Regions from separate parts of the Mus musculus genome. Here regions 1 and 2 are each linked to region 3. The links are chromatin loops, found by intact Hi-C in ENCODE. Cell type or tissue: left cerebral cortex. All regions are shown on one strand. Each heading gives the region's core, and the rest is flanking DNA. Links, peaks and the distances in the headings are about the cores only. Region 1 overlaps Mirg (miRNA containing gene). Region 2 has its middle 44 kb from the start of Gm40577. Region 3 has its middle 51 kb from the start of Gm34554.

Evidence for each region. Hi-C counts contacts between places; a loop is a spot of excess contacts. Peaks named below come from ENCODE experiments on the same cell type or tissue, not always from the same donor. Only the 100,000 strongest peaks of a DNase experiment are listed, where the experiment ranks them.
Region 1: it touches region 3 in a loop (3-fold over the local background); 2 of 42 quality-filtered maps call a loop at or near these places.
Region 2: it touches region 3 in a loop (2.3-fold over the local background); 2 of 42 quality-filtered maps call a loop at or near these places.

The regions. Positions count from the first base shown.
Region 1 is chr12:109,749,043-109,754,092 of GRCm38, reverse strand. It overlaps Mirg (miRNA containing gene), which reads right to left. Exons shown (of 8, transcript NR_028265.1): 8 at 4,635-4,998. Among named protein-coding and RNA genes, the nearest start is that of Mir3072, 3.7 kb to the right of the region's middle. In left cerebral cortex, for the core only: a CTCF peak has its summit at 3,920 (motif pointing right); DNase peaks (open chromatin) are centred at 3,416 and 4,142; H3K27ac peaks cover 1,634 bases.
Region 2 is chr12:110,371,528-110,376,896 of GRCm38, reverse strand. No RefSeq gene overlaps it. Among named protein-coding and RNA genes, the nearest start is that of Gm40577, 44 kb to the left of the region's middle. In left cerebral cortex, for the core only: a CTCF peak has its summit at 3,304 (motif pointing right); a DNase peak (open chromatin) is centred at 3,265; H3K4me3 peaks cover 190 bases.
Region 3 is chr12:109,969,848-109,975,216 of GRCm38, reverse strand. No RefSeq gene overlaps it. Among named protein-coding and RNA genes, the nearest start is that of Gm34554, 51 kb to the right of the region's middle. In left cerebral cortex, for the core only: no CTCF peak of the experiment used is centred there; a DNase peak (open chromatin) is centred at 2,377; H3K27ac peaks cover 1,321 bases.

The sequences.
Region 1 (5,050 bases), core at 2,551-5,050, 220 kb after region 3:
GAAGGCTGAGGAGGGGGCTCAGCGAGTATAATGTTTGCTGTGCAAGCGTGAGGACCTGAGTTCAAATCCCAGTGTCTACATAAAAGCTAGGCAGGGCAGCACACACCTGAAGCTACAGCACTGACAGAGTGGACATAGGAGGACAGCTAGGGCTTGCTGGCCAGCCCACATGACTGAAATCAGGGAACAAGACAAGAGTGACAGGGCAGACACCTGACCTTGTCAGGTTTCTACATGGACATGCATGGGCAACACACACATATACATATATATGTGTGTGTGTATGTATATATATATGTGTGTGTATATTTATATACATATATGTGTCATGTATATATGAGTTTATACATGTACATATATGCATGCATGTATATATGTATATGTAAATATATACATATATGTGTGTATAAGTACATGTGCATGTATATGTATGCATATTCTTATATGTATATATGTATACATATATGTGTGTGCTGTGCACACACAGGACCAGCAAGAGGAAAGTGATTAATTCTCCTGAAACAGATACTGAGGTGTGGACTGCATCATCTTTGCCCCAAGCCCAGGGAACCAGCAGCCTGAAAACCCAGGCACAGCCCCACTATGGATGAGGAATACCTCTTCCTTTTAGATCTGCCAAGGAAATTGTCAACATAGAAGGAAAATGCAGGGGACTATGGCAACAAGCAGGGAAGAAATAACAACTCCCTTAGTGGTTAGGTCCTGGGGACCCCGTGTCCCTTAACCTGAGATCGCTCACTCCCCACCTAGGGTTCTGTTAGCAATCCTCTTTTTCCATAAGAAAGTGTCCAGTGGTACACTCTGATCCTAGCTCTGTTCCAGGTATAGTGTTGCTGGTGTCTGCATCAGGCATAGGGTAAGTCAGGAAAGCAAAAGAAGGCTAAGAGACCTAGAGATGAGGGAGCATCTGCTGCCTGCTGGACACCACACCCAACATGGCCTCCGGTCCCAAGAACCCAAGGGGTTCTATCTATCACCTATATTTATCTACCTATCTGTCAGTCATATCTATCTATCTATCTATCTATCTATCTATCTATCTATCTATCTATCTATCTAATCTATCAATCGATCTACCATATCTATCATCTATATTTCTCTACCTACCTGTCATCTGTTTCTCTATTTTTATTTCTCTATCTATATTTATCTCTTTCTGTCTGTCTGTCTGATCTATCATCTATCTATCTATCTATCTATCTATCTATCTATCTATCTATCTATCTATCTAATTTTTCCAGCAAGGGTTTCATGTAACACCAGCTGTCCTTGAGCTGGCTCTGCAACCAAAGATGAATCTGACCTTTCTTCCTTTAGCTTTCAGAGTTCTGGAATTCTCTGTGTTAGCCACACTCCCACTTTATGCAGTGTTAAGGATTGAACCCAGAGCTGCATGCATGCCAGGCAAGCACTCTACCCTCTGGGCCACATTCCTAACCCCTTCACCTGAACCCTGTCCCTTTCTTCTAACCCAGTTTCTGACACAGTACACACTTGTCTCCATTTTTTGAGCCCCTCTCCATTCTTGTCATCAGATGCTCTGCCTACATCCTGGGTTACTCTGCACCTTCCGACCTCATCTAGGGTTCCCCCACAGAAATCTTGGTCCTCAGGTGCACATCAGCCCTTAAAAAAATCATGGCTTTGGGGATTGAACTCAGGGTATTAGGAAGCACTGGATAGTTCTACCACTGGGCCATCTTTCTATCTGCCTGGGAGGGTCTCTTGATGGCCCAGGTCTACCGCTGGGGGATCGCCTGCTCCCCCAGAACCATCCAAGGAGGTTTAGTTGGAACCCAGATGCTGATTGGAGCATAGTGTCTTTTCTGTTTGAGGGTTTCTGTCCCTTGCTAGGGGTACTTTGGAAGGGTATCTTGGGAAGATGGCTTGGGAGTGCACAGTCACCGGATATAGGCAAGCTTCAAAATTCGACTCTGTGTTTTCGTGAGGAGTCAAGGGACACTGTTGTCTGATTCTGGACTGAGGGGTGGGGGTTGTAACAGTCTATGAATTAACCTTAAAGAGGGTATCCTAAACTCAGTGAGAGATTTGGGGTGGAACTGTCAAGTCAGTAAGAGCTTTGGAGGGAGCCACAACCCAATGAGAACCTTAAAGGGGGTGCCCAACTCAAGAAGAGCCTTGGAGGGAGCCCTCAAGTCAAAGAAAGCCTAAAGCACTGCCAAAAAAATTTCCCCTTAGTTATCCTGTTTGTGAGGAGGATGGAGTTGATCCCAATGTGTACCTAAGGAAACTGAGGCTGAGATGAGAAAGCCAGAAATACCGGTGGAGGATAACACAAGGAGAGCCCTGAAGTCTATACAGTCAGGCAGGCAGGCTTTATCTACTTATTCATTTCTTTATTTTTAAAGATGCATTTTATTTTGTTTATTTTTTTTTAAACTTAGGTTCTTCAGCTGCTGGGCTTATTTTTATTTAATGTGGGTACTGGGAATCAAACTGGGTCTTCTGAAATAAGGCATGGGTGTAGCCACTGAGCCGTCTATCCAGCGTCAGACACCACTTTCTTCTCTAATTGAGTGTGTGTGTGCGCATGCGATCGTGCACGTGGAGGTCAGGGTTGATTGACATGAGGTGCCTTCCATCACCGTGAGCTTTCACAAATCTTCACGTTGCATTTGTTTGTTTATCTTGTGTGCATGCATGTCAAAGCAAGCATACGGAGGAGGTCAGAGGACGGTGTGCTGACATCAGTTCTCTGCTTCTACCATGTGGGTTGTGAGAATCAGACTCTGACTTAGACATGGGCACTAATACTTTTTTTTTTGGTTATTTTATTTATTTATATTTCAAATGTTATGCCCGTCCCAGTTTTTCCTCTGGAAGCTCCCATTCAACCCCCTCCCCCTGCTTCTATGAGGGTGCTCACCAAACCACCCACTCACTCCTACCCTCTCCTCCTTACTATTATTCCCCTACGCTGGGACATCGAGTCTCCACAGGACCAAGGGCCTCCCCACCTATTGATGCCAGCCAGATAAGGCCATCCTCTCTGCTACATATCCAGCTAGAGCCATGGGTCCCTCCATGTGTACTCTTTGGTTGGTGGTTTAGTCCCTGGGAGCTGGGAGGAGGGGTATCTGGTTGGTTGATTTTGTTGTTCTTCCTGGGTTCTTCCCTACTCCTTCATTGGGGACCCCGTGTTCAATCTGACACTTGACTGTGAGCATCTGCATCTGTATTGGTCAGGCTCTGGCAGAGCCTCTCAGGGGACAGCCATACCAGGCTCCTGTCAGCAGGCACTTTAATGGTTCTCCACACGATTTTAGTGTGTGTGTGTGTGTGTGTGTGTGTGTGTGTGTGTGTGTGTGTGTGAGACATTTCTCTCACACACAGTCTGGAGATTCCTGACTTGGCTAAGCTGGCTGGCCATTGAGCTCAGAGATCTCTCTGTCCTTGCTTCCCAGCATGCTGAGGTTATAGACTGTACAGGTACATACTACTGTGACTGCCCTTTTACATGGGTCCTGGGGCTCTGAGCTCAGGTCCTTATGCTTGCATGGAAAGTACCTTACTGGCTGAGCTATTTCTCCTATATACTGGTGTCCTTCTGCTGGGGAGCCCCCCACCTCACCCTATCCCATGTGGGTTGGAAAGGCCACCTTCTGCCTGTCATGTCTGTCAAGTGCATGATCATTTTTGAACTGTTTTTCAAAGGTGCACTCAGTTTCTACCTAAGAGACCTGGGGAAGGAGCTAGAAGTCTGAGCTAGAAGTCTTAAGGGGATGGGGGTAGCTGGAGACTTCAAGGGTCTCTCTGCTGGTCTGATTAGCTGTAATCAAAGCCACCTTACAGGAGGGACAGGAGACAGGCTATCTCCCAAGCCTCAGTTTCCTCCTGTGTCACAAGCAGCCATCTATGAGAAGTGCCACCAGGGGGCTGCAGAGGGACGCTAGAGGGGCAGGTGCCCCCACCTAAGCCCTCTCAGCAAGACGGGGGCTGCCTGCCTGCCTGCCTTTGTCTTGACAACAGGAAGAAGGGGGGATGGAGTCCAGGTCCCCCTCCTCCTGCCCAGCTAGCCCAGATGAGGTGGCTGTGTGGGTGGGCGGGCAGAGGCTCTGGGGAGAACAGTGAGTCACTGCCGGCCAGAGCCTGAGCGGAGCGTGTCCCTCCCGGCTGGAGAGAGCGGTGGCGGCAGGTTTCATGGGTAATTATGTAATTTATGAGTCTCCTGCTCCGGGCTCTGTCTGAGTCAACCCTGCCGAGTCGTGACCAAGCTGAGGCCCAGCAATGAGAGGCGCGTGGGCACAGGCTGTATCCCAGGATCTGGCCTCTGCCCTAGGGGGTTCAGCTTGTACAGATGGAGCTGGAAGGGGGTGGGGCTCATGAGACCCTAGAAGGATAGAAAAGGGTATCTTTTCATGTCCCCGGCACTTGAATCAGACTATGGGGCTGGTAGTGTGTGTGTGTGTGGGGGGGAGGGGGCCAGGAATCCAGGTGTGAACCCCTGCTTCTGGATGTTTGCTTTCAGCCAAGGACTGACGACAGAGACCAGAGACATCCCAAGAGGTCCCTCTTGAAGGAGACCAGACCACACTGTTAACCCCCATGTGCCACTTAACAAAAGTCCCTCTGAATACAGACACGCAAGCATATTTACATTATATGACATATGTTTATTATTCAAAGGGCTACACACACTGAGAACTTTGAAAGCCAAGAGCAGAAACCCCTCCTTCCCCTCCCTGCTCAGTCCCCTGGGTCTGCCTACCCACCCCCCACCTCAGGTTCCTAAGCAAGGGCTGCTCAGATCTGGAATACAAGGCTCTGGGGTGGGAGTTGAAACATGGGTGAGAAGTTGGGGACTCAGAGGTAGATGGCACAGGGCGCAGTGGGGTGGGGTGTGGACAGTCCTCTCAGGTGGGCCGCGGGGAGCATCTTCTGGAGTCAAACATCTTTGTTGTCGGTTGTCGTAAGCGAGAGATCCAGGAAGGGAGGCCACAAAGTCAGGTAGAGCAGCTGCCGTGAGACAGAAGCAAGGAGACATTAGAGGGAGCCCTGAGGTTCTCTG
Region 2 (5,369 bases), core at 1,756-4,255, 400 kb before region 3:
GTCCTTCTACCCAGGAGAAAAAGCACTTAGATGTGACAAGGCTGGCCTGCTCTCTCACCTCCAGATCCTCATGGGGGGGGGGGGGGGGAAGGTGCTGCGGGTTTGCGGGTTGTACTGTAGTTGCTTTAGGGGGACTGAAGGTGGCGCTCATGGTACTGCAGGCTCTGGAAGCCTGCCTGCCTCTGGCCTGACAGTACTGGGGGATATTCAGTTTTGCAGCTGTACCTATGAAGATGTGAGTCTAGCCTAGCTTCCCCAACACACTGGGGGGTGAGGGGGGGGCTCTATGCCTTCACAGAGCTGAACCCCTGGAAGAGGGCACTTCTTTGTTTCCTAATACAAAGTTACATTTAGTCCGAAGGCAGGTGCCATGCCACGCTAGCTATGGTTTAGACCAGGGCAACCACAGGACAGTGTTTTTGGTCTAGAAACCTAAATGGTGCAAGCATGTGCAGTCTAAGGATGGCACACACCACTGTACCGTGTTGTCTTTATAGCTGTCCTGTTCTGCAGTGAGCCACCATGCACACAGCAAGCAGCTCCCCAACCCCACCTCCTGAGCAGCACCTGGCTTCCAGCAGCCTCTAGCCCCTGCAGACAGAACATCTCTCACCAAAGCGTGAGCATCCTGGTGGGGGAGCTGCTGGTCTTTCCTAGAGCCTGGAGACTGGCAGGGGGCTTAGGTCCCTAATTCTTTCCTCACTCTCAGAATTTAGGATCTTGCTTTCATTGTTAACCTGGAGGTTGAAAAAGGTACCCTAGCTTAACACCCCCCCCCACACCCACACACACCCCTTTTCTTTGAAAAGTAACAATGCATATTAATTGTTTTTAAAGCACAAGAGGTAGAGATGACTTGGACCCTAAGACCCTGGATGGGCTGGCCACACAGTGGGTGCTCAAGTGTCGCCTCCCTTCCCACGCTGGGGCTTGTTTTGTGTTCATTAAGTTTACCTCGCAGACAGGCTTAAACATCTTGTTTCCTCTCCCCATCGACATAAATGTCTCTTTCATAAGTAACATTGGAAACATCTCTAATATGCTCACAGGTGTGTGAACTGTAGTTTATCTGAATCTTCCATTACTGTGCTTTTAGTCTGTTTTCAATTTTTCTCCTAATAAATGGTACGGCTGATGTCTTTATGCAGGGAAGTGCTTTCATATTTCAGCTTATTTCCTAAGGAGAGACAAAGTAGTCAGGAGAAAGATTAACTTGGTCAAAGGTTTTAAAATCTGATTTCATATTTCTTAAGAGGAAGGCACCTTATGAAACAACTTTATAATCTGTTGAAAAACCTGGTTATGTTCTTTTTTAATATTGTTTTTCAAAAGGACTCGTCTGAGCAATATCCTGTCCCTTTCAGCAGACAGCCACGATATGAAAAGAGATTTGTTCCCTCGCGCTCTTAGGGGGCGATCTGGCTCAGGAAACAGACTCATCGGTCCCCAGGAGTATCTGATGGTTGCTATGGCGACAAGTCATTTAACGCAACACCCTACGAAAGCACTGATCAATAAGGGAGGGGGTGCGATTGAAACAAATTAGCTGGTGTCTGAGTGGCCCTGCGCAAGAACAGCAATAATAGCCCTGTCAGTCCCTCCTGGGGCAGGACCCAGACAGGAGGCAGACGCATAAGCCTCATTCTGGCGCCCGTTGCATGGCGACGCTGCTGACCCAATCTGACCTGGAGCTGGGTCCTGGAGCTGGCCTCCCCCCCCACCCCACCTTCTGCACACTCCTACTGGGGTACCTTGTAGCACCTCACTGCAAAGGTGGGACATCCAGGTCCAGAGGAAAGCTGGAACAAGTTCACAGTTCAACCTCCAGTGGTTCCCAGCTTGGGCCAAACGAAAAGCAATAACCCCTTACCTTTCCTTCACCCGACCATCCTCTCCTAGGGGTGGGTGTCAGAGGGGCAGGGGAGACACAGGGAAACAAACCGTGGCTCAATCTGCCCTATGATGTAGGGTCCGTCAGCCAGGCTTGATGGGTGCTTATAATTGTTGTACCTATTATGAGGGGATAACGTGATAATCTGACAGAGAGTGGCTTTCTGTGTAGCAGATATCCACTTAGACTGACCAAGGCAGGAAGGGTATTGTGGGGAGCCAAGGGGTAGCCCAGGGCGGAGATCACACACAGATAAGGAGTAAAAGAGAGGACCAGGACCCCCAGGTGTGCATCTGCCCTCAGACCCCATAGCTGCAGCCAGGGCTTGCCTATGGGCTGGACTTCCCTGTCCCAGCAGCCTGGGCTGACGGCAGAGGGCTAACCCCCTCAGTTTGGGGTGGGCTGTGAGCCCCTTCCCAGAAGTCTGTCTCAGCGAGTGTCTGGGGTATTTCCTAGAAGCCTTACTTTGTGGGACTGGGGCTTCAGTGTTCAGTGGCTCAATTCCTGAGATCTTCCTTAAAGAATAAACTGGAGGTCCCAGAGAGCAGCCGTACTAGCACTGTCGGCGTCAGGGACCCACCCCGGTTCTCCCCCGCGCCCCCCGCCCCCCAGTGCCCTCATACGAGGACTCATACGATTTGAGCTTAGTGTTCCCTTAAGGCATGGGTACTGGCCAGCATGTGTGTGTGTTATACAGGGGAGTGGGCACACGAGTGGGCAGAGGGATTGCTCACTGCTTCCTGAGGAATGGGGTCTGGTTCTGGAGTGATCAGGAGCCAAGTCTGGGTTGGCAGGTACTAGTTCTAATTTCTTGCTTGTTGCAGTCTTTTTCAGCCTCAGCTTACATATCCTGGGAATGGGCGTGGGCGTGCGCCTACCTTATTGAACAGCTATGTGCACTAGGTAACTTGGTATGTGGTGTTTAGTCCTTTGGAAATAACTCCCTTGGCTCCTTACACAGGTGTCTCTTTATGGGTTCCAGAAGACTAGCCTGGGACCCCAACTCCTGAGAGGGCCAACAAGCAATACAAGATAAACACAGGCTTTGGACTGGACACAGGTGGACTGCAATCTCCTACTCTGCCAGCTTCTGGCTGTGCAACCTCTGCTAGATACTGAGGATCTCTGTGCTTTTTTTTTTTTTTTCTACAAGTGGATGCTTATTAGTGACGACAGTGCACCAGGAACTATGGTCCAGGCTGCAGAGGACAGAGGAGGCGGTTTTCTTTCAAGGGCGCACGCATTTCCAAGCCAGATAGCCCTCCCCAACTAGGTCTGCGCAGCAAAAATTCATGCGGGACAAGAGCGCAGGCGCCTGACAGCCCGTGGCGTAGCTGCTTCTAGAAGGATCCAGAGGAGTCTGGCGCTGGGCGGATGGGGTGCTTGCGACTGCTGCGTTCCTGCTGATAACCAGCAGGGGGCAGGCTGAGCCCACAAGCCGTCTTGTCCTCGCTTCACCCCGGCCCTGCGGCTGTGTCCCGGGACATGCGGCGTGCTTCTGCGCAGCCAGCGAGCTGCCCCCTCCCCGGGGAGCCTCTCCATCATCCGCGGGCCTAATAATTTACATTTAATTTGTTAGCGGTTTAATGTTTAATTTAAAAAACTGAATGATTCATTGCCATATTAATAAATAATAACATTTATTATTCTTCTAATGAGTGTCCGAAATACAAAAGCAATTACACGTCTTATGTATTCTCTCATAAACTGAGACAGCAGAGTGTTCATTACAGAATTCTGTTGGGGTCTTGATTCCGCCTTCATGGCTGGCCTGGCCCTCGGGCTGTCAGGGGAGTGGTATGTCTTTAAAGCAGCGATTGGCTTGGTTCTGCTCTGGCTTTTCAGGGTCTGGGGGCCCCAGGAGAAGCCTCCAGAGGGTACCCCTTCACACCATACACTGTTCCTTCCACAGACTCTCACTGGTCCCGGGGCGGGGTGTGGTTATGCTTCCTTCCCAGGTAGAGAAACTGAGTCTGGAGGGGGCAGCTCTGAGAGACAGCCGTGAGCATGGCTAGGCTCGGCGAATTGACTCTGAGCATTGTTATTGTTGTTAGGTTTTTTTTTTCTTCTTCTTCCTTTTCTGGGCTTTGGAGCAGGCTGCTACAGGCCCTGAGCAGGAGGGAAGTGGGGAGAGGGACTGGAAGAGTGTGGATGTGTGGCGGAGGGGGTGAGGTGTAGGATCGGGACAAATCCCTAGCCAGCCAACGCCCTAGCTTGCTTCGCTTCTCTGCTCCTTTCAGATGATGTGGAAGGGTAAAAAGAAATGGGGTAGTCAGCAAAGCCAGTTCACCAGTAAGATTCCATCATCTGCTTCCCAGGGGTGGTAGGCGAGGCCAGGGATTTGGAGGGGCAGGGAGAGGTCTGGGCTCTGGCTTTAGGTACCAAATTTCAGGAAGGGGCTGGTTGGGGGGCCCTAGGAATTGGCAGGAAGGTCAGGGTGCTTCTTCAGTCCGGGACATTTTCAAACGAATGCCCAAACAGCTTCCCGTCAAGGACATCCACGTACAGTTGTTCCCATCCTGACCTTTTCACTGGTTTTAATGCCAGCTTCATGCCATCTAGCCAAAATCCTGGCTTCCCACAGCTACACAGCACTGCACAGAGGAGGCCCCCCAGGGTGTGGACACTGACTCGCCACATGGCCTGGCCAGCGCAGCCCTGGGCTAGGCGCTGTAGGAATCCTTGATTGCGGCCTTAGGGTCAGTTCCTAGAAGTGAACAACCGGAGCAGAGGGCAAGAGTGCCCGGGAGGCTCTGGCTCCCTGCTACAGTCCTCCTGCCAGCCTGGGTGTACCCCCACACACTCCCAGAGCAGGCCCGGTGGGGCTGCCTCCTGCTGTGCCCTTGGCAGCCTCAGTATGGCTAGCATGATCTTCTGCCATGCAGAACTTACCTTAATCCAGGTGCTGCTGATCATGCCTGGCCTGTGTTCACCTCAGGGTCCTGAAACACAGGCCAGTTTCCATTGTTGGATGCAGGGGACACTGAGACTCGTGAAGGGTGGCATGAATTCAGCTTAGGTTGTAGAGCCAGTCTCTCCCTCTTACAGGCTGAAGGTTGAACTTATGGCCTGTGTATGCCAAGCAAACCCTTTAAGGCTGAGCTATAGTCAGCAGGTCCTTTGGAGTCTCATGGAATGCAGGGATTGCACTGGTTTGAACCAAAAAATCTCCTCCACAGCCTCTTGGGTTTGAGCACTTGGTCCACAGGTAGGCACACTGTTTGGGGAGGTTATGTAATATCAATGAATCAGGAGGCCTTCCTGGAGGAAGCACATCACTGCATCAGGAGGCCTTCCTGAGGAAGCACATCACTGCATCAGGAGGCCTTCCTGGAGGAAGCACATCACTGCATCACGAGGCCTTCCTGGAGGAAGCACATCACTGCATCAGGAGGCCTTCCTGGAGGAAGCACATCACTGCATCAGGAGGCCTTCCTGAGGAAGCACATCACTGCATCAGGAGGCCTTCCTGAGGAAG
Region 3 (5,369 bases), core at 1,270-3,769:
GGATAGAACGCTGTCTTCCAGGTGGGGGTCATGTCCTCAGCTCTGCCTGCTACTCTTCAGAGGGTCCCCTGGAGGCTCACAGAGGCCACTAAGATAGAAGGGATGCTGCTGAGGCTGTGGAAAGTGGCTGGGCAGTGACCTCAGGGGCAGGAGCTAGACACAGATACTCCTTTATGCTCCATCCTCACGATTTCCGGAAACCAAAGTGATTAATGTGGGGATGGAGGGGGTCCCAAAGAGATTGTATCCCTAGCTTTGTTCAGAAGGAGAAACTTAAGAGAAAGGGCCAGAGAAAGGGACTCTGCCTTGTGTGTGTGTGTGTGTGTGTGTGTGTGTGTGTGTGTGTGTGTGTGTGATTACAGAAGAGTTGGGGCAAGCACAGGTACTACGGCTCCCAGACCTCCTCCCCTCTATCCAAGAGAGCTGCCTGTTAGCACAGCAAGGGTGTCTCTCCACAGAGAGACCAATAAGACAACAAAGAGACAGCTCTCTCCTTTCATCTGCTCTGAAGGCTCCCATCTCCCTTGTGGCACCTAGCAAACGTTTCTGATGAAGCCTTTCCCACAGTCCCGGACTCAGAGCATACATCTGCACCTCCTGGTGGACTAAGCTGACTCTCGTCAGGCTGGGTCTATGTGCACAGAAGAACAGGGCATGATGGGAGCTGGGAGGCTGCTTTGTAGAGCTGTTTGCAAGTGACCATGTGGATGACATTTGGAGCTGAACTGGCAGGCCAGGCCATCTTAACACAGGACAGGGTGTGGGTTTTTCACGACCTCCCTAGATTCTGAAACCAACCCCTCCCCACCACCCTCCCTCCCCGTCACCCTCCCTCCCCCCAATTGAGCCCTCCTCAGCCTTGCTTTCCCCCTCCTGCTGGGGTCGTCTCACTGCCTGGGTGGTGAGGCAGGGGAGGTGCCACATATAACCCTGGGCTTCCCATAGGCCCAGATCTCAAGCTGGGTTGCCTCTAGGTGACATGTGGCCCTTGCCAGGGCTTAGGCTATTAGAACACAAAGTGTAGGTCTTGCTTCAGGTGTCTTCGGACTGCATCTTGCGTGTCCCAAATGGCATGGTCAGGGTGGTTATTTTGCCTCTGACCCTGACATAGGCCGAAAATGAGGACTGAGTGGACAGTCAGAAGGGACAAATGAGGAGTCAGAAATAGTCAACTGCTCCTTCCAAATGCCTATCTGGTCCCCCCCTCCCTTCCCAGTGGGACTTCTCCACAGGACAGCACCCAAGGCATAGTAGATTGGGACCTCATCAGCACCTCGCTGTGAAGACCTGGCTCTGCATCCTTCCCTCTTTCCCTCCTGCATTGTCAAAGTCCCTGGGCCCCTCCTGAGGGGCTGTCCACAGTCTCCTTGCTACCTACACTCAGCCACCTGTAACTAGGCCATGTCATCGGACTTTGCCCTGCCTCTCTGCATCTCTCTAGTGGCAGAGCCTGTCAGCAGATGTCAGTAGCATTTGTGTACTGGGGCTTTCTTGCTCAAACCCAGTCGGGCCTGTGACTCCCATGCGTCTACCTTCCCCCATGAGAAACTTGCTGTAGAGCTCCAGAACCTTCCAGATAGTTCTAAGGTGGTTCTGTTCTCTGGTGCCACACCCTTCTGGATACCTGAGAGCCAAGGTTTGCACCGGAGTCATCTGGTTCCTGGAGCATTGTCTCCCCAAGGAACTACAGCCTGGGGAAAGTAGGGTGGCGTCGCCCCTGAATCCTGCCTTCACTGCTGTATACCAGAAATTCCCGGGAGCCCTTCCTCTGACACACCCTCCCCAATTCCCAGGGTTGTACTTTGAGACTTTCTGTAAAATTGGCCCTCTGCAGTTTTCTCAGGCCCCAGGCTGGATGTTGAACCTCAAGTACCCCCACGGTATCCTGGGCAAGCCCTTGCCCACCTGGCCACACTTATGAGGACTGCATGGGTCACGGGGTCCCTCCAGCGCCTAGTCTAGAGTAGATGCACACTGTAAGTACTCAGGAAATTTTGACTGGCTGTAGCCCATGCCTGGCACACAGCTGTGCTCTGCAGGGAGAAGACGAGGCCAAATTGTAACCAGTGAATGTCAAGGGCCCTAAATCAATCCCGAGCACCTACCCTCCATCCAGCTACCACAGGTCTCTGGAACCACGAGTATGGGGTCTCTGTATGAGCAACCATCTCCATTCCATGGCTGGGGCTGGGCAGCTCTGATCCAGCCTTGCCACCTTGTCCTGTGGTTGAGCAAAGCCTTGCTTTAAAGGGAATTCATTTTTCCAAATTGCAGAACAAAGAACACAATGTTTAGGAAGAAAGCACGTTGCTTACATTTGAAGAAAAAAAAAATTAGCAGTATTATGTAATGAAAGACACTTGAAAGTGCTGAGTCACCCCAGGCCGGCTTACATCTCCCACTGGTTTGTGAGGTACTTGTAAAATGACATCCTGTTAATTTAAGGCTCCTTATGATAGTTTTCAGTTAGTTTATTTGTCTGGGAACCTTATTTGTGGCCTCCAGGGTGACAGTCAGGTTTCGTCTAAAGATGTGGTATCCCTTGTTCAAAAACTCAGACAAGGAGAGGAAGGCAGCCTTCCAGGTTAGGGTTGAGAGGACAATGCCAGGTCAGTGCCCAGCAGGACAGACTCCTATTACTGTCCCTATCCTGTCTTCAGATCTGAGCCAGTGCCCAGCTGGCTCAGACCCACCCGTTCCCAGCAGAAGGGCATGACCTCTGGGCTGTTTTGCAGGTCACACTGAGAGGTACTGAAGAGCAGAGAGTAACCAATACATGGCAGTCACAGAAGGTCCCAGAAGGTCCCAGATGCATCCTAAAGTTTAAAGTGACTTAGACATGATTGTTCCGGCTAAACATTATACATCCCAGGTCACAGTCCATTGGAGGAAGTCAAGGTGGGAGGGAACTCAAGGCAGAAACCTGGAGGCAGGAACGGGAGCAGAGGCCGTGAAGGAGTGCTGCTTACTGGCTTGCACCCGCTCTGGCTTGCTCAGCCTGCTTTTTAATACACCCAGGTCCACCTGCCCAAGGCTGGTACTAGGTGGGCTAGCCTTCCTTCAACAATCAGCTATTAAGGAAATGCCACACAGAGATTCCCACAGGCCAGTCTGATGGAGGCAATTCCTCAGTCGAGGCTCCCTCCTCCCAGGTGATTCCAGGTTTGTGTCGCTTATCCTTGATCCTGTGTGTTCCCATCCATATTTCTCTCGAGTAACACAAAGCCCCTTAGACCTTCTTCTGCCCCAGGCAGAGGACCCTGAGGCGCCAAGGAGTGACAGGACTCGGACCCAGTCCTCGTGGGTAGAGAAACCCAGGCCTGGGGGTCCTCATGGAAAAAAAAATGCCAGAGATAGTGATTCTGAAGTGCCTGCCATGGATTCAGCTGGACGGAGGTCAGAGGACTCACCTTCTCTCTCAGCAGGCTCCCAGGCCTCCCTCTGATAAGCATCTGTTTCAAGGAGGAAGTAGAGAACAGAAGCCACTGCAGGAGGCAAAGATGGTTCTGAGGACCCGCTGAGGAACACAGGCGGGCAGGCTGGTGGTTGAGAGTTTGGGAAGGAGGTGGGGGTGGGGGGAGAAGATGTGGTCAGAGATAGGGGTCTGAGGATGTAGACTCAGAGAGGGTTATGTGTGGTGACAGGGTGTTGGACAGGGCTGGGTGGCAGATATGTTTCTGGAGATAGTCTAGGCATGGAGAGGCCAGAACAATGGAAGCAAAGACTCAGGAAAAGCGCAGAACTGATCGCAGGGATGGAGAGAACTGGAAGCCTTTGATGGTTAATGGCAACCTGTTTCTAGAAAACAGGGGTTGGAAGAAGCAGCTTTTGGCTAAGAGCACTGGCTGCTCTTCCAGAGGACCTGAGTTTAGTTTCCGACCCACATGGTGGCTCACGCCCATCAGTAACTTCAATTCCAGAGGATTCGATGCCCTCTTCTGGCCTCCATGGACACGAGGCACACCCACGATTCTAAGTACAGACATACATACAGGCAAAGCACTCATACACAAATAAAATAAAGATTAATTAAAAAAAAAACAGGCTCATAGATTAACAGTGAAATTACTGAAGTTTTAGAGAAGAAATGTAGGAGAAAATTTGGGGAGTCTAAAGGCTGGGCAAGCAGTTGTTAGCCAAGATTCCCAAAGCATAGGTTATTAAAAACAAAACAAACAAAGAACTGGGATCCTCAGAAGTAATGATCTTTGCATCCTGTGGTGCCGTGTCAGAGGGTAAAACAACAAGCCACGGGCTTCAAAACTGCCTGCAGAGCCCTGGTCCAACTGGGGACTCCGACCTGGGATACTGATCACCACCAGGACAGCACAAAGTCACAGTCGAGTTAGAACAGGCTAAGAGGAATGGTCAGATTTTTGTACCTGACCCTGAGAGAACACTCATAGCAAGCAGGTGCGGGTAATAAACCCCAAAGCCTGTGTGCAGTGCTCTTAGCTACATACTCAGAGGAACAGGAACAGAATAGAACACACACCAGACAACTCAGAAATATGGCAACTTGGAGAATAACATCCAGTGTCCCCAAAGTGAGAGACAACTGACCAGCGCTTTCCAAAGCAAAGATTTAGTCGCAGTGAATGTTTTTCGAGGTGCAGAGAAACTGGGCCCCTGCCTACAGCTGATGGGCAAAGGGCATTGCATTCATTCCTGAAAAGTTGGCCAGGTTCCTTAAAAACTAAACATAGGCAGGTGTGGTGATCCACGCCTTTAATCCAAGCACTCAGGAGGCAGAAGCAGACAGATCTCTATGAGTCTGAGGCCAGCTTGGTCTACAGAGTGAGTTCCAGGCCAGCCAGGGATACACAGAGAGACCCTGTGTCAAAACAAACAATAATAACAACAAACTAAATGTGTAATCCAGGGACTCAGCTCGGTTAGGAAAGTGTCTGAGAATGCATGAGCACCTGGATTTCACCCCCACCCCCACCCCCACTCCCACCCATATAAAAAACCAGGCATGGTGGTGCATGCTTTTAATCTCAGCGCTGGGTTTCCCTGACCGGCTAGCCTAGCCTCATTGCTGAGCCCCAGGCCATTCTACAAAGTCCTGGGTGAAATGTAGCATTTGATGCGTATAGCACAAAGCTGGAGACCTGAAGGTCCTTGCTGGGTGCAGTGTTGGTCAGCCAGTGAGAGGGGGATCAAGCTATGGGTGCACGAGGCAACTCAGAGGGGGTGCTGGAGAGTATTGTGTCTAATAAGACAAGGCCATCTTGAAGACTGACACACCACCACAGTCTCGAGGAGACATGACAGATATAAGGGCTAGAGTGTGGGTCTCTAGGGGTTAAGGTTGAAGGGAGGAGTGAACCCCATAATCTGGGGCTAGTGAGGGAGATCCTTGTGTG